2 separate regions of the Homo sapiens genome follow, and region 2 is linked to region 1. Evidence: chromatin contacts called from ENCODE POLR2A ChIA-PET data. All regions are on one chromosome and are shown on one strand. The core of a region is the stretch at or near the end of the contact, and the rest is flanking DNA. Distances in the headings are between cores, read along the strand shown. Region 1 holds the start of CHAF1A (chromatin assembly factor 1 subunit A). Region 2 holds the start of HNRNPUL1 (heterogeneous nuclear ribonucleoprotein U like 1).

Region 1 (6,508 bases), core at 2,055-4,554:
AAAAAAATCCAAGAAGTGTGGAGTATGGTCTAGAGCAGTAGTCCTGGGGGACAGGAAAGGAAGGGAGGAAGGAAAGAAGAGAAGGGAGGGAGGGAGAGAGGCAAGGAGGGAGGGAGGAAGGAAGGAAAGAAGGAAGGAAGGAACGAAGGGAGGGAAGGAGGACTGATTCTAAGGGGACACACGGTGATGTCTCAAGATATTTTTGGTTGTCACGACTTGGGGGTGCTCCTGGCCCGGAGTGGGTGGAGGCCAGGGGCGCTGCTCAGCACCCCGCAGTGCCCAGGACGGCCCCACCACGGAGAACAATCCAGCCCCAGATGTCAACAGTGCCGACGGAGGGGGAGAAATCCCGCTCCAGTGTGATCTCCAAGCAATGAAAAACACAGCACACAGGATTCTGTGGCATATGCTATCACAGGGTACGTGTTTTTAAAGGAAAGGCACACACGTATCTTAGGAAAGGGACATACGGAGTCGATGACAGTCGCTTGTCTCTGGGGAGAAGGGCTGGCTGCCCGAGGAGCAGAGAGGGGAAACTGACTTCTTCCTCTACCTTTTCAACTTTGTACCTTGCCCATCCAGAGGATTTTGAACGTAACTGCTCTAGACGCAACTTTTCCCTGGCTCTGGGTTATCTGGCAAGAGTCCTGTGTCGACAGCCTCGGGACTCCTCTCTTCCCCTTCTCTCCCCGCACCCCGCCTTTGCAGCGGAGAGAAGGAGGGGAGAGGTCCGCGTCCCTGGGCAGCCCAGGGTGCCTCTCCCCTCCTCCCAGGGGCTCTGTCCCCGCTTCTGGAGCCCGCATGGCGGGCAGGGCCTGGGCCACCTCGTCGCCCCCGTCCGTCCCTTGGTCTTCCCACCTGGCAGGGGACACGCGCCAACGTCCCCACCTCGGTCCCCCCGGCCCCCTCCCGGGCCAGGTCGGGCCTGGCTCCCTCATCCGGGCAGCCCGGGGCCCGGTACTCGGCTCCCGCCTGGGCCTGCGCTCACCTGGCTCGCCTTGTAGAACTGCTTCTTCAGCCCCGCCACCGACATGCTGCCGCCCGCCGCCGAGCCTCCCGCCCGGACCGCGCCAGCGACAGGCTCCCGGGCGCCGCCGACCCTCTGCGCGCCTCAGCAGTCCCCGTCGGCGCCGCCTCCGCCACCCGCTTGCCAGCTCCGCGCCCGCCCCGGCGCCGCCTCAGCCGCTCGCGCGCCCGCGCGGCCAGGATATTACATGGCAACCGCACGCTTCCGGTGCCGGCCCCCGCGCGCGCCCCCGGCCCCCGCGCGCGCCCCCGGCCCCGTCTGCGCACGCGCGCCCTCTGCCGGCTGAAGAGCGCACGTGCACATTGTCTACCGCGGGAGAGGCCGCCTCTGTCAGTGAGTTGAGCGGGGCGAGCCTAGAGGGGCCGTAGCAGTTGCAGCGCCCCCTGGAGTCGTGGAGGTGACCCTAACGTCTTGGAAAACGCGCTTAGTTTAAACCTGGCCAGGGAGGTTGGGAAGTAGAAGGGGCCCCTGCTTACGATTCTTCAGATTCCTGTTTACTCATCTTAGCTAAATCCAGTTCGTCTAAGTGTTCAGCCCCCTCCCATTTTTATTTATTTATTTATTTTTTTTTTGAGACGGAGTCTTGCTTTGTCTCCCAGGCTGGAGTGCAGTGGCGTGATCTCGGCTCACTGCAACCTCCGCCTCCCGGGTTCAAGCGATTCTCCTGCCTCAGCCTCCCAAGTAGCTGAGATTACAGGCGCGCACCACCATGCTAGGCTAATTTTTGTATTTTTAGTAGAGACAGTGTTTCGCCATGTTGGCCAGGCTGGTCTCGAACTCCTGACCTCAGGTGATCCAACCCCCAACCCCCCCACCAAATCCAGCCTCCCAAAGTACTGGTCTCACAGGTATGAGCCACCGTGCCCGGCCACCTCTCTTCCTCTCTCTCTCTGTCCTGTGTTCATCCATTCAGTTGCCCACGTGACACATCTAGACATCTAGGTCTGTCTTCATGCCTTGACCATACTTTCCACCAGTCCTCCCCTCCAATTCTTCCTTGTCATGGCAGCCAGAAAGATGCTTCTAGAATGCAATTCAGGGCCAGGGGCGGTGGCTCACGCCTGTAATCCCAGCACTTTGGGAGGCCTAGGTGGGCGGATCACGAGGTCAGGAGATTGAGACCATCCTGGCTAACACGGTGAAACCCTGTCTCTACTAAAAAATAGAAAAAATTAGCCGGACGTGGTGGCGGGCGCCTGTGGTCCCAGCTACTAGGGACTCCGTCTCAAGAAAAAAGAAAGAAAGAAAGGAAGGAAGGAAGGAAGGAAGGAAGGAAGGAAGGAAGAAAGAAAGAAAGAAAACCTGTTTCTACACTCACAGGCTGACACTGAAGTTCTCTGTTTTGTGTGAGGCTTTTAATCTGCTTGATCTACACAGTTCAATCAAATATTTATACATTCACTCAAACATTTATTGACCTGGTAAATATGATCAGTTACTAACAGGTCCTGGGGTTCCAGTGAGGAATGAGTCCTACCCTCGCCAGAACTAATGACAAAAGGCAGAAATTAATTCATTAGTCAAATAACAAACTAATAAATAGACACAGCTGTAATTGCTTTAAGGAAAAGAACAGTGTTGTAGGCACTTGATATTGTCAGGGTTGGGGAAGAAAAGGCTTCCTGGGGTGACGATCTAAGATCTGAAAAGTATAAATTAGCCAGGAAAAGAGCTGCGAAAAGATTGTTCTAGGCAGAGAAAACAGCATGTGCCAATTTCCTGAGGATTAAACCAGAAACGATCCATTTCGTCCATTTCGTTCACTCATTCTACATGTTATTTACTGAATGTCAAATACTTCCGAAGCGCTCCCCAGACTTCGTTTTATTGTTCTTGTAGAAAGCAATTTATAATTTTAATTGCTGTTGCTATATTTAGCCGATGTCCCATTAGGATAAACTCAAAACTCCAGGTTCCTCATCTAAATCCCACTTTCAAGTTGTCATCTGCGCCTTGCGTAAAATGTTCTGGTGACGTAAGAGCCTGGGCCTCCCTCCTCTTAGGGACTATCCCACGCGATCAGCCAGTCGCAGCGCAGAGCAATGAGCTTGACACCTCCTTCCTCCAATCGCAGGGCAGCTCCTCCCAGCCAATGACAGGCCTCCGAGGGGAAGCCCAGTCCCTCGCGGATATGTCAATGGGCGAGCCCTGGGAGGAATGGAAGTCACGGATCTCGCGAGGATGCCCCCGGCGCCCCTCAATTCCCGAGGCGGGCCGTCACGTGACCCGGGCTCGCCCAATTGGCGCGCGGACTGCGGGGGTCGCCGCGGTTCCCGCCAAATACGAGCGCGGCGGCCGCGGCGGCAGCAGCGGCGCGGGCGGGAGGGCGAAGAGCAGCGGCCGCCTGAGGGGAGCCCGCGCCTCCGCCGCCTGAGAGGAGGTCGAGCTGCCGCCGGGGCGATGCTGGAGGAGCTGGAGTGCGGGGCGCCCGGCGCCAGGGGAGCCGCCACAGGTCGGTTCGGGCCCGCGCCGAGGGGAAGGGGGGGCGCGGCGCGCGGCCTGGACGGGCCGAGGCGGCGATGGGAGGCGGACGGGCCTCCGGGCGCCAAGCCTGGTCCTGCGGGCCGGGCGTTCACCCCCTGGGGCCTTCTCATCCCCAGCGAGGGCCTGGCGTCCCCAAGGGCACCCTTGTTGACGTTATTGTTGTAGCCGCGACCATATTGTTTGTTTCCGGCGCTTTTGCGTCAGTTCGTCCCTCCAGGACTCTCTGGGGCGGTGGGTCGGAGGGGCCGAGAGGGGAAACTGAGGCCCAGGGAAGCGAAAGGGCTTGCCCTGCAGGTTACTGGATGCGTTTGTGTCCCTTGACCATGTTGGACCTTGCAGCGGGTGGGGAAACTGAGGCCCAAGGTCGCACGGGCTCGGGGACCAGTACCGATGCCGCTGAGGGTCGGGGTAAGCCCGGGTAAGAAGAGGCCCAGATGGTAGAGATGGCCAGGAGGGTGGGACTCCCGAGTTCTTGCTCCTTCCTGATATGCACCGTGACTTCCTCCTCCGTGTGCCTTGGAATGGGGTCTTTGGAGCCCACCACAGGCCTCCTGAAACGTGGGAGGGTGAACCAAGGAAGACCAGACTGTCCCTCTCCCTTGCTGGACTCTGCATTACATAACGCTTTGGCAGCACTTGGCATTACGCTTTGGCACATAGTAGGTGCTCAGTAAATAACGTGAACGAATGAAGGGCTAGAATGGACGCCAGTCCAGTTTCTCAGCCTCAGCAGTGTTGATATTTGTTGCCGTCCTGGGCACGGCACTGCAGGGTGTTAAGCATCATCCCTGGCCTCCGCCTTTTGCAGGCCAGTAGCAGCCCCTCTCACCATGCCTTAGTAACAGCCAGAAATACCATTGCCCTGTGTCCCCTATGGGGCAGATTCCGCCTTGGCTGAAAATCATGGCTGTAGTTCCTTCTAGCCTGTGGGATTTCCCGGAGACATAAAATTAATATAAAGTTGGTACTGTCGTGGAGCTGTGATGTTTTAAGTCAGGATGTTTAACTTTATTTATTTATTTATTTTGAGACTGAGTCTTGCTCTGTTGCCCAACCTCTGCCTCTCTGGTTCAAGCGATTCTTCTGCCTCAGCCTCCCAAGTAGCTGGGATTACAGGCCTGCACCACCATGCCTGGCTAATTTTTGTATTTTTTAGTAGAGACGGGGTTTCACCATGTTGGGCAGGCTGGTCTCGAACTTCTGACCTCAGGTAATCCACCTGCATTGGCCTCCCAAAATGCTGGGATTACAGGCATGAGCCACCATGCCTGGCCAGGATATTTAACTTTAAAAAAAAAAATCGCTACTCGCTAGGACCATGCTATCATGAAAGGAAAGTATATTTTAGTGCCAAATAAAATTAGAAAGGATGTAATCGCAGAATAAAGAGCAGTTAGTAACTTTATACACACATATGTGTTAATCGTGTGTATCTTTGGATCTCTGGATTGGGAGTGTCCCGTTTTATATACAAGATTTTTTAATGAGGGTGGGTCCTGTTTTTAATGAGGTTGTTTCTGTTCCACTTGCACCAAAGCTAGTGACTCAAAGCCACACAAATAGATTTTTGTGATTGTCTCGAAAATAAAGTTAAGTGACTAAAAATCATATCCTTCAGTTAGGGGGTAGAAATCCATGGCTTTTGGTAAGTGGACACTTGAGAATGATACTGTCTTTATTTCTTTGAAGTGGCTAGAAAGGAAACATGAATTTTCTCAGTACCTTTTCTTATTCACTAAGCTTGGGGCGGTGGGTGAGGGGTGGTTTCATGTATGGACGATGGAGTTTTTTAGGAAGCCCCAGTCTGCTTTTAAAAAGTACTCACTTTTATGTAATGCTTACAAAACATACGTAGATTAACCAAAATAACTAAACTAGGTTTTGCCAAGCCAGATCTCCTGGTAAGTGTGAGCTTCCTAAACTTACTCTGTTTAAGGTATTTATCTAAAGACTCGCTTCTATTTATGATCACTGCTGCATCTGCTTTGATATTATTAGATGGTTTCTTGAGATTTTTTTTGCAGGAAAATATTTTGTCTTATCTTCTCTTGACAGCACTTCAGCTCCTGCCTGGCAAGCTCAAAGTGCTTTAAATTGTGGTACCTTCATGAATTCTCTTTAAAAAGAAAAGGATCCCTTTTCTGATTTTACAGATTTGGTGGTGGTATGGGGGCTTGGGTTGGAGGAAGATGTTTGGGGATCATGGGAATGAAATAGGTAATCTGATGTTTTCTCTCCTCCCTACTTTTACTCATTCCACTTTCATTTCATGAAACAGTTCCGGTTACTCTCTTAGTTGGCTTTCTGATTTATTCCAGACCCTAACCAGGTACCATAGGTGCAGCATGGAACAAGTCTTTCTGCTGTCATAGAGTTGGCATTTTGTTTCCAGAGAGACGTAATAAACACGAAAGTTTCAGATTAAATGCCACAAAGAAAATAAAACAAGACATGACAGTGTCTAGGGTAGGATTTCTCAACCTATTAACATTTTGAGGCCAAGCGCCGTGGCCAGCACTTTGGGAGGCTGAGGCGGGTGGATCACGAGGTCAGGAGTTCGAGACCATTCTGGCTAACATGGTGAAACCCCGTCTCTGCTAAAAATACAAAAATTAGCCGAGAGTGGTGGCATGCGCCTGTAGTCCCAGCTACTTGAGAGAGTGAGGCAGGAGAATCGCTTGAACCCAGGAGGCGGAGGTTGCAGTGAGCTGAGACTGTGCCATTGCACTCCAGCCTGGGCGACAGAGTGAGACTCTGTCTCCAAAAAAAAAAAAAAAATTTTTTTTTTTTGGCCCATATAATTCTTCATTGTGGTGTGCTGTGCATTGCATTGTGGGACATTTAGCAGAATCCCTGGCCTCTACCCACTGGATGTGAATAGCATCCCTTTGAGCCCTCCCTGCATCATGACAACCAAAAACATCTCTAGACTGTGTCAAATGGCCCCCGAGGACAGAGGGGTCAGAATTGCCTCCACCTTGTACATAATTGGCTCTA
Region 2 (5,787 bases), core at 1,583-4,082, about 37 Mb after region 1:
TCTCCTTCTTAGCTATCATTGCTTCCTCCTCCCCAACTGTGGGGGTGTGCCCCCTTCAAGCCTGTGCAATGCATTAGGGATGCCTCCTTTCCCGCAGGGGATGGACGATCTCCCACCTTTCGGGCCATGTTGCCCCCGTGAGCCAATCCCTCACCTTCTGAGTACAGAGTGTGGACTCTGGTGCCTCCAGAGGGGCTCAGGTCACATAAAACTTTGTATATCAACGAGCTTCTGTCTCCTCTTGTCTCCTTTTAGCTGTGATGTGGCCCCATTCCCTGGCAATTCAGTTCCCCCATCAGAAAAAAGAAGGGCTTGGTAGGGTCTTGGAATTCTGTCCTCACTAGAGAGGGTAGAAATGAACACACAGATAGACAAAAAGACATACAAGCAAAGAGATGCAGGTTCTCAGAAACCCCCAGTGAGGAACTGGCATACAGATCCAGGATCACAGACACACACACACACACACACACCTGTTCCGCCGCAAACTAACAGACACATGAATTAATGGACACACCCAGGAGGACCTGGTCACAAATACAGAGACTGAAACTCAGACGCATAGAGTAACACAGACACACAGAATTACACAGACACAAGCATATTTACAAACATGCTCAGGCAGATACCCGCCACGAATAGGAAGAGACACAGACCTAGAGTCAAGTGACACAAATACTCAAGAGACATGTAGAGTACAACAGGTACTCACAACCCCGAACGTTCAGACTGACATAGAAACACAGGCACAGAACACCTCCGATCATCACGGACCCACAAAGGGCCTCCAGCGAAGACCAGCCCACCGTGTCTGGCACGCACTCGCGAGCGGGCGTTCGCGGGTGTGGCCGGCAGCAAATGGAGAAACCCTTGGCAGCGCCCGGACGCCCTCCAGTGGCGGCTCCTGAGAACCGGGGACAGTTCAATCCGGGCCACAAACTTTTTTAGAACAAATCATTGTGGGAAGCTGGGAGGAGAGAGAGAGAGAGGAAGTCGGACGTGGGCGAGGGGCGGGGTGTCTGGACTGGAACCTCTGGGCCCACGTGAGTGTCTGTCCCGCTGCTGAGTGGGTGCTGTGTGTTTGGGTTGCTGTAGTGTTCGCTTGTAGTGCAACTATCCTGTGTTATCTTTATTATTCGATGCCGCCTGCCTCTGCGGACCGTAGTGGGCACATCTACACTGCAGCGGGGTGCCTTACCCAAAGCAGATCGGAATTGGGGCCGGGCGCGGTGGCTCACGCCTGTAATCCCAGCACTTTGGGAGGCCGAGGCGGGCGGATCACTTGAGGTCAGGAGTTCGAGACCAGCCTGGCCAACATGGTGAAACCCCGTCTCTACTAAAAATACAAAAATTAGTCGGGCATGGTGGCGGGGACCTGTAATCCCAGCTACTCGGAAGGCTGAGGCAGGAGAATCGCTTGAACACGGGAGGCGGAGGTTGCGGTGAGCTGAGATAGAGGCCCTGCACTCCAGCCAGGGTAACAAGAGCGAGACTCCGTCTCAAAAAAAAAAAAAAAAAAAAAAGAACAACAAAAAAAAGAACTGGATGCGTCTGATCTGACGCACGCCTGTTTGTTTACGACTGCGGGGTGTGCCTTTGTCTGAGTAGAGATAGTGTGTGGCTTTTGCGGGCTTAACGTGTGGCTCAGGAGGCAGTGGGAGTCTGCATCATGTATCCCGATTGCGTCTTACTCGAGTTTTGTTTTGAGTTAGAGGCGACAGGTGGTGCAGCGTTAGACACTGGGAAGCTCTGTGGCTTTTGTATTCCTGAGCGCGAAGGTTAATGACGGATCCGTGGGGTTGAGCTTGTCGGTACAGACGCCAGACAGCCCGATTTACGGGAACAGCCGATTAGAGGATTCGGGAGAGCGGTCGGTGAACTTCTGGATGTCTTTCGGGAGGGGAAGGCTCTATGGTCGCGTGCAGAGCGCCCGTTCCACGTCAGGTACCCGACCATAGAGCAAGGCGGCCGCGGACTACCCAAGGGAAGGGGAGGCCGTGTCCTTTACAACTTGCCTCCCGTTGTTAGTCTAGTTTCTATAGCCAAACCTTCGGGACTCTCTCAACTCAAAATTTTGCTTTTCCTAAAGGCAACTGGGTTCCTTCCAGATTACGAACTGTGTATCCACTTAATCTCTATTTCGTATACCTCCTCCTACAGCGAAATTTGTGAGGCAGTCCTCTGAAGCACGGCCAATCTGGTGAACTTTTCCTAAAATGAGCCATCGCTACCAGCTTTAGTGAGCTAAGACAATAACTGCGATTGGTGGGCAGATTGTTTTGAAACCGCCCTAACGGCAAGGGGCGGGCTCCTGGTGAATTCATCTCTTTCCGGTTTCTTAAAGGCAACAGGAAGGAGGGGTTTCTGCCGACCCTCCATTTGATTGGTTCTAGTGGTTTTACCCGCTCGGACTCCTCAAGGGGCGGGAGATGTACACCAATCGGAATGTGTGTTACAGAGACACTTAGTTTGATGAAAGGACTGCGCAGGAAAGGCCGTGGGACACTCATTCTGAGATCTTACCGTTGATTGGACCAAATTGTTACTCCCTTATTTTCATTGGACCTTACGGCAGCCGGCGCGCGAGAGTTACCCAATCAGCAAGCGCTCCGCCTCCTGCCTTTTCCCGCCCTCCGCTCCGGCCTCGGCTTCGACGTAGGCCAACGCTTCCTCCCCAGTAGCTCCTAGGCCTTCTCGTGGCCGTTGTTTTGAAAACGGCGCTCTGATTGGCTAGGTTTCCGGGCCCGCGCCCGTTGCCCCACGCACTGACCAATTGGCACTCATGTAACATCGGACGAGGCACGAGTGAGGGGGGAGGCGGTGGCGGCGGCCATTTTGAGCCGCTGCCGCCATTGGAGTGGGCCCCCCCCCTTTCCCCCTTCGCCTCCTGACAGGAAAGGTTTAAGGGGGACAGAGCCCTGGGAGGCCGGGCCGGGCTCGGGGGCCACCCCGGGGGCCCGGGCCATGGATGTGCGCCGTCTGAAGGTGAACGAACTTCGCGAGGAGCTGCAGCGCCGCGGCCTGGACACTCGAGGCCTCAAGGCCGAGCTTGCTGAGCGGCTGCAGGCGGCGTTGGAGGCCGAGGAGCCTGACGACGAGCGGGAGCTCGACGCCGACGACGAACCGGGGCGACCCGGGCACATCAACGAGGAGGTCGAGACCGAGGGGGGCTCCGAGCTGGAGGGGACCGCGCAGCCACCGCCGCCCGGGCTGCAGCCGCACGCGGAGCCCGGCGGCTACTCGGGGCCGGACGGACATTGTGAGAGTGCGCGGGGCGGGGGCCGGGGAGCCCGGAGCCTGGGCCGAGGAAAGGGCTGTGGGACGCGGGAGTCCAGCGCCTGAGGTCGGGGAGACGACCTGAGGATCGGGGGATCCCGCTACCCGCCGCCGAAAAGGATCTGGGGACCAGGGCCCCAGCACGACCGGAGGGTGGATCCTGACACTCAGTGCAGGGGGGACACTGGGGGAGGGGCCTCTGGGTTTCGGAGGTGAGGGACGGGGGTGGCGGGGAGGATTCCGTACCGTAGGGATCGGAGACCGGAAACTGCTTTCTGGAGCCGAAGAGAGTCGGAAGAACAAGAGGTTTTCCGTTTGGGTTGGGGAGGGTCTCGAAAATGGGGATCCTAGGGTACGGAGCTCCGTGGGCTTGGCGGTCGTGCTAGCCCAGCGTGTGGGCTGGGGGGTGGGGAGCCGTGTTTCCAGGGTGGGGAAGGAATGTCCAGGTGTGCGGGGCTGCGAGAGTTCTGAGGAAGGAGGATCCTGGAATATGCCGCTGGATGCGATCCTGGGCGTTCTCCTATTTGGGTACGGGGGTGGGTGGGAGAGGTGGAGGCGCTGGTGTCTGTGGCTGGGGAGGGTCCTAATGGACTCAGTGCTTTGGAGTTTGGCTAGTGAGCATTTAGGGGCTGCGGGAGATTGAACTAGGGGGCACCCCCATCTCTCTTCCGGGGCTGGAAGGCCACCCTTGAAGCAGGCACAGCCTGGACATTAGGTGCTGGGAGATCTGGGGACTTTCTGGTTGGCTTCTAGAAGAGGTATAGGGAGCCCTGGTGTCCAGAGGCTGGCGGGGGAGAGGATGCTTTCCTGGACAAAGGATCTGGGGGTCTAGAGCTAAGAAAACTGAGGGCAAATAACTCTTGAGGCTGCTGCTGACTGGTCTGGAGCTAACTGTGGGGTTTTTGGAGAACAGAGGGTAGCTGGGGGTGGGATGGGGGCAGATGAGTTGGTAACATTCCAAGTGGATGAAATATGTGGCGGGAGACAGAGGATCCTGTGTCCAGCACAGGAGTACGTATCTGGCTTAGCGAATATGGGGAGGGGGGAGGCCGTAGGGAGCAAAGAGAAAGAAACCTGTTGACTTCACTGGAGGCCTCAGAGTGGAGTGTGGGGAATGTTTCTGGACCTGAGCGTCTCCAGGAGAAATCTCGACGGTTCCCAGAAGCAGTTATTTGTGTACCCAGGGAGTGGGGGCCCTCGGGGAGCAGCACGGAACTCTTCATCAGCCAGGAGCTGTGACTCTGGGAATGGGTTCGGGTAGACCTGCGGTTGTCTGAGGAGAGGAAAACCTGATATGGGACGGCGTGAATCTTCAGTTAGAAAAAAAGCAGCTTTCGGGCCGAGTGCAGTGGCTCACGCCTGTTATTCCAGCACTTTGGGAGGCCGAGGCGGGCGGATCACGAGGTCAGGAGTTCAAGACCAGTCTGGCCAGCATAGTGAAACCCTGTCTCTACTAAAAATACAAATATTAACCGGATCTGGTGGTGTGCGCCTGTAGTCCCAGCTACTCGGGAGGCTGAGGCAGGAGAATCGCTTGAACTTGGGAGGGGGAGGTTGCAGTCAGCCGAGATTACGCCATTGCACTCCAGCCTGGGCAACAAAAGTGAAACTCCGTCTCAAAAAAGAAAAAAGCAGCTTTCTTTCTCTTTTTTTTAAATACAGATGGGGGGTCTCGCTATGTTGCCCAGGGTGGTCTTGAACTCCTGGGTTCAGGTGATCTCACCTCGGCCTCCTGAAGTGCTGGGATTACAGGCGTGAATCACTGCACCAGGCCTCAGGGCAGCTTTCTAGTAGGACTGGGAAATGGGGGGACTGGAAAGGTTAAGGAGTAAGTAGAAGGGATTCTGGCGTAAGAGTTTGTGGAGTTTTTCTGAAAAGAGGGCACCCTGGGACTTGGGGCTAAGGGGATAAGGAGAGAAATGAGGTAACAGAAGAGACAGGATTTGGGGTTGGAATTGGATACTTGTTCATAAGAGAATTTCCCGGAGGGAGGAGTGTGGATTTGGGGTAGGCAGTGGCCTAGAGATTATCGAGGACCCAGGTGCTGGAAAGAGGACTTCCCATTGCAGAGACTTGTGAAGAAAGGAGTGGGCCTGTGTGTGTGTCTAGAGCAGGAGGGATCGTGGCAGGAATGCCTAGCAAGAAAGGGTAGTGGGTTAGTAGTGACCTGGTGGTCTGGGCAGAGAGTCATCTCTGAGAGGAAAGCGAATTAGGTGCTTTGGAGCGTAGACTCTAGACTAAGACAGACTTCGTTTCAAATCTGGCTTAAAGATATTGGCAAGTCACTTCACCTCTGTGGGCCTGGTTTCCTTAATGTGTAAAATGGGGTTAATCAACAAATAGTGTGTTCACAGCCCCTCCAACCCCTGAGGGGTGTTATGAATGAGATCACATGTGAAGGGCTTATCACTGGGCCTGCCTTTTATGAGAAGAGGGATGTTTTAGAGAATGGAGAAGGACCCTAGAATTATAGCTTCTCCAGGAGGGGCTGCCTCTGTGAACACAGGAGAG

What was found. ChIA-PET counts read pairs that join two places held with the same protein, here RNA polymerase II (POLR2A).
Region 2: POLR2A ChIA-PET joins it to region 1 with 15 read pairs in T-cell. The contact joins the promoter of HNRNPUL1 here to the promoter of CHAF1A in region 1. POLR2A ChIA-PET finds 5 or more read pairs at or near these places in 2 of 52 experiments (AG04449 and T-cell).

What each region holds. Positions count from the first base shown.
Region 1 is chr19:4,399,336-4,405,843 of GRCh38, forward strand. CHAF1A (chromatin assembly factor 1 subunit A) reads left to right here and starts at 3,305. Exons shown (of 15, transcript NM_005483.3): 1 at 3,305-3,479. The coding sequence starts at 3,428. It overlaps SH3GL1 (SH3 domain containing GRB2 like 1, endophilin A2), which reads right to left and starts at 1,212. Exons shown (of 10, transcript NM_003025.4): 1 at 989-1,212. The coding sequence starts at 1,033. RefSeq lists enhancers at 573-1,402, 3,065-3,762, 3,763-4,458 and silencers at 691-740, 801-1,310, 3,273-3,552.
Region 2 is chr19:41,261,540-41,267,326 of GRCh38, forward strand. It overlaps HNRNPUL1 (heterogeneous nuclear ribonucleoprotein U like 1), which reads left to right and starts at 2,833. Exons shown (of 15, transcript NM_007040.6): 1 at 2,833-3,259. The coding sequence starts at 2,965. It overlaps AXL (AXL receptor tyrosine kinase), which reads left to right. Exons shown (of 20, transcript NM_021913.5): 20 at 1-227. RefSeq lists enhancers at 739-788, 819-908, 1,265-1,804, 1,805-2,344, 2,345-2,883 and silencers at 2,889-3,128, 3,219-3,288, 3,309-3,358.